Regions from separate parts of the Homo sapiens genome. Here region 2 is linked to region 1. Evidence: read pairs that join two places in POLR2A ChIA-PET (ENCODE). Cell type or tissue: Caco-2. All regions are shown on one strand.

Region 1 (2,500 bases):
ATATCCTGCAGTACATTTTATATTTGCCCACTACCCTAAAAATAATCCTGTAGGAGATTGACACTTACAACCTCCCAGAGCTACCCGATGCCTGCGTGCTAGCAAGGTGCTTTTTGCAGCCACATCCATCCCTCCCACCAGTCCTCCAAGAGGGACGGTAACTGTTGCTTCAAATTCTAGGTGTAGCAGTGTCTGGAGCTGATATTGGGCTCTCCAAATAGAGTACAATGATCGCAGATTTGTGGAAATAAAATAAGATCTCATTAACCTCATGGTCTCTGGTCTCAACCACACCCCCTTCTCAAAGTGCCCCCCACGCCCGTCCCCCTTGTTATTTCTCAGATTCTTACACGAACTCTGAAACAAGAGCGCGTCTTTATTTCACTTCCAGCCTCTGCAACCAGTGCCCTCCGTGAGAAAGCTCCTCTCCGGGGTACGGTCAACCTCTGTCCACAGGGGGTCGCAGATCCGGGTCCTTGAGGTTTCAAGATTGCGCCACAGCGGAGAAGGCCAGAGAAGGGAAGGGTTAGAAGCAGCTTCACCCGTCATCCTGCTACCCACCACCTCCGCTGTTGCCAGGCGAAAAATTCTCTCTGCCCCCTCCTGACTATAAGCCAGAGACCAGCCCCCCACCCTCCAGCATTACATTTCCCCCGGGAAGCCGTCGGCCTACCAGCTCTGCAATCAGCTGCACAGAATTCAAGTTCAGATGCGGCTTTGATGGCCTGCCACGGAGAAAGGGAATAGGAGTTGGACACACCCACCCACATATTCCTCCCAGAAAGAGATGAGGAGATGCAAAGGATGTTCGAAGCAAACAGCTCGAGATTCCTCCCCCCGCTACTCCTCGCCTCTCCTCCCACCCCCAAATCCAGGCAAATCCTACCTAGCCCGCAGTATCCAGGTGAACCCCACCTCCTCCCTCAGCGCAGCCGGGCCACGAGAGTACTCCTACCCCTGCCTCACAGTCACCGATTCTCCAAGCTGGGAGCCGCCCAGTACTGGTGGGTCTTCCCCCACCCCTCTCCCCGCCGGGCAATCACACCCCCATTCTTTACCTGTGCTCCGCTGGTGGACAGCAGATGCTCCCGCGTCGCCAGCTGTGGATTCCGCCTTCTGGTCTCCGCCTTGCAGGCGGCAAAGAACTGAAGCCTCCTTGGCCGCTAAGCGACCCGGGGCTGCCCGAAGGAGCTGCTTCGCAGGGCCGCCCAACCAGGGGTAGCAGAGACGAGGCAGCGCCGTTCCTAAGGCAGCCGCGGCGGCTTTTATCCTCTGCCAGCTGAGACAAAAGAGCGTGACGAGCGGGCTAGTGCGGCCAATCAGCGAAGTGCGGGGGCGGACGCCCCGCACAGCCTTGGGCAGAGGCGAGTTTTCGCCTGAGGGGGCGGGGGCGCAGCAGGCCCGCGGAGCGTCAAGTGCAGCTTGATTAGACCGATGGAGCCAATCTGCCTGGGAATTTGCGACTCTTTCTTCCTCCCCCAACCCGTCCCTTCTCCCTGGGCTCAACTCTGCATCTTAGGCCAGGTGCATTAAACACGAAGTGGGTCCAAAATCAAGTGAATAATAAAAGTTCTTCACCTTGGTATAGGGAAAAGACGGGGAAGAGGGGAAGGGGCGGGAAGAGCATTAGCACGTGCATTGCGGAAACAGGCTTTCACACACATCTCCTCTTTTACTGTGAAAGAAGTAGCAGTATGTCCATTTAACAGAGAGGAGAGCTGGAGAACAAGGCTCTCAACCAATACCCATTCAAGTATGGGGGCAAGACATCAGAGTCATTTGGGGGAGCTTGTTAGAAATGCAGTCTTCTGGCCGGGAATGGTGGCTCACGCCTGAAATCCCAGCACTTTGGGAGGCCGAGGCGGGCGGCTCACGAGGTCAAGAGATCGAGACCATCCTGGCCAACATGTTGAAACCCCGTCTCTACTAAAAAGACAAAAAAAAAAAAAAAAATCAGCTGGGCATGATGGCGCGTGCCTGTAATCCCAGCTACTTGGGAGGCTGAGGCTAGAGAATCTCTCCAACCTGGGAGGCGGAGGTTGCAGTGAACCAAGATCGCACCGCTGCACTTCAGCCTGGCAAGGGAACAAGACTCCCTCTCAAAAAAAAAAAAAAAAAAAAAAAAAAAAAAAAAAAAAGGAAAAGAAAAGAAATGTAGGCTCTGGGCCCCAACTCTGGTGGATTCAGATTTACTAGGACTAGCGGTTGTGATGTGGTTTTGTATTTAGTATTTTTAACCGGCGCTGCGGTTGGTTCTGAGTTGTAGCAAGGTTTGTGAATAAGTAAATGAGCCTGTCTCCAATATCTGTCCACAGGTATCTGTGGTGAAATGCAACTCCAGAGCAGATGTGCCTACCTGGAATCCATGATCTTCCTGAAATTGTATGCAAAGATTTCGGACTCTGTATGAAGCTAAATAATGGCCACCCAAATGTATCAAGTCCTAATCCCTGAAACCTGTAAATGTTACCTTATAAAGTAAAATGGTCTTTGCAGGTGT
Region 2 (2,500 bases), 200 kb after region 1:
TATTCTCTATAAATAGTTTAAGACATTGAAGTAGCAGCTGCCACTATAGGAAGATACTGCTAAAATATCTAAGAATTATGGGATGCTTTTCGCAGAGCCAGGATGGACTACAGGTGAGTACAGATGCTCATATTTATACTATAAAAAAATTGTTGCAGGCTAATGTGTCACTAGGGTCATCCTATATATTTAAGTTCTTACATTTTCACCAGTGTTGCCCTGATCTGGAAATCCTGTTGCTCCTTCTGGGATGAGGGAACCTCTTGAATCTTCTCTCTTAATTCCATGTCCATTTTGAAAAGACCCATAAGCTGGGGAAAAAAAAAAGTCAAGCCCTTGTTGGCAAGAGGGGGAACTGTCAGAAATATTTAAAAAGTACGGAACTAATTTAAGTAGAGACATTAATGTAGGGAATAGATCTTGGACATCTAAAATGTGAAGTTTATTATATCAAAACACCATAAGAAACCATGTAAAAGTGAAGCAACTTTTCACCTTTCAAAACACTTTAGCATGTACAAAATGACAAGAAATTCCTTGGAAGCCGTAAAATAAAGCCACACAATTTAAAAGACAATTTTATAGACAAGGAAACTTGAGCCCATAGATGGGAGTATCTGGCTTAAAACTGGTGACAGATAAGAAGAGTGGAAACCAGTATTTTTCTCATTATCCTCTATTTTCTCAGTATGCCAAGCTATGTTCTAAATAAGCTTAGACAAGGAAACCTAGGCAAATAAATTTGACTGCAAGTATAAGTCAGATTTTAATTAAACTTTAGTAGAGATCAAGCTATGTATGGTCTTTATTATGAAATATATCAAAAATACTGAGAAGTAGAGGGTACATGTCTAAACACCCACGCAATGTATCATCTCCAAAAGGTTTAATTACCGGTGTCTTTGTCAGTGCTCAGACTCCCTCTATTGGCAGGTGAAGTAAAGCCACATGGAAACTCATCTCTGGATGCCTGTAACAGAATATGATACCTGTGTCATTTAAACAAATTCGTATATAGGATAAGAAATCTGAATTAACAGAATAAAATGTTACATTGATTTTAAACAAAGCTCACTGTGAAAGTCTAAATCAGATACTAGTAATTAGTATTTAGGTGACTCTTTTTTAAAAAAAAAAAGCTACTAGCATACTGTTGTAACCATGACCTCTAGCCAAGTGACATAATTCTAGATAGCTGCAACTGGTACAGCTGCAACTGGTACAGTCTTTTTTGTTTTCGTTTTCTGAGACAGGGTCTTGCTGTGTAGTCCAGGCTAGAGTGCGGTGGCATGATCATAGCTCACTGTAGCCTCAACCTCCTGGGCTCAAGTGACCCTCTCACTTCAGCCTCCAGATTAGCCAGGACTACAGGTATACACCACCACACCCAGCTAATTTTTCATTTTTTTAGAGATGGGGTTTTCCCATGTTGCCTAGGTTGGTCTCAAACTCCTGGACTCAAGTGATCCTCCTGCCTTGGCCTCCCCAAGTGCTGGGATTACAGGCATGTGCCACGGCGCCCAGCCTGGTAAAGTCTTAACATGATTCAGTTCTCCTCCTTAGAACCAGGGCAATGCTAGAAGAAGGTGTGTGACCAGAAGCCCTAGGGAAACTTGAGCTGCAAAGAATACAGAGAAGTGAAATATTTCCAAATAATGCTGTCAAATCTATGTGGAGGGAGCATAAGCATGAGATACTGTATTTGTAAAGTGAGACCAGCCTGACACTCAGGTAGGTGTAGTATCCACATTCAGCCAGTTGACATGACTGGGAGTCACAGGGAAGCAAGCCACTAGAAAAGCTTAAAAGCAACGTCCTCAGGAACACAGGACAGGCATGACAAATTGGCTGTAGCATTTCATAGGGGGAATTTGCAGAGGAAGCTGTAAATGACACAGTTTAACCTGCTACCCAACAATATTACGTGGCCAGCCAAAGTGCAAAGGTGATCTTGGGCCATACAGAACATGGATGGGGGCAGAAGTTAACAGTCCACTGGGCAGACTATAAAGTGTATAATTTGGACATTGTATTTTAATAGGGTTACTGGTAAACTGAAGCATATTTGGAAAAGGGGTGACCACGAAAGCAAAGGGTTTTGGGGACCGGGCACAGTGGCTCATGCCTATAATTCCAGCACTTTGGGAGGCTGAGGCAGGCAGATCACTTGAGGTCAGGATTTCAAGACCAGCTTGGCCAACATGGTGAAACCCCCCGTCTCTACTAAAAGTACAAAAAAAATTAGCCGGGCGTGGTGGCGCATGCCTGTAGTCCCAGCTACTCAGGAGGCTGAGGCAGGAGAATCACTTGAACCCAGGAGGCAGAGATTGCAGTGAGCTGAGATCATGCCACTGCACTTTAGCCTGGGTGACAGACTTAGACTCTGTCTCAAAAAAAAAAAAAAAAAAGTAAAGGATTTGGAATGACAGATTAGTGGAGATATTTGGTGGCTTGGAGAAAAATTTAGAAGGCACAAGTGGAAAGGGTACATTTGGAGGTG

The links. ChIA-PET counts read pairs that join two places held together with the same protein. Peaks named below come from ENCODE experiments on the same cell type or tissue, not always from the same donor. Only the 100,000 strongest peaks of a DNase experiment are listed, where the experiment ranks them.
Region 2: POLR2A ChIA-PET joins it to region 1 with 10 read pairs; 2 of 35 experiments call an interaction of 5 or more read pairs at or near these places.

Annotation. Positions count from the first base shown.
Region 1 is chrX:118,822,564-118,825,063 of GRCh38, reverse strand. ZCCHC12 (zinc finger CCHC-type containing 12) reads right to left here and starts at 1,240. Exons shown (of 4, transcript NM_173798.4): 1 at 1,059-1,240; 2 at 674-725; 3 at 351-475. In Caco-2, no CTCF peak of the experiment used is centred here; a DNase peak (open chromatin) is centred at 1,303; H3K4me3 peaks cover 873 bases.
Region 2 is chrX:118,625,974-118,628,473 of GRCh38, reverse strand. It overlaps DOCK11 (dedicator of cytokinesis 11), which reads right to left. Exons shown (of 53, transcript NM_144658.4): 33 at 895-970; 34 at 202-311. Among named protein-coding and RNA genes, the nearest start is that of IL13RA1, 100 kb to the left of the region's middle. In Caco-2, a CTCF peak has its summit at 928; no DNase peak of the experiment used is centred here.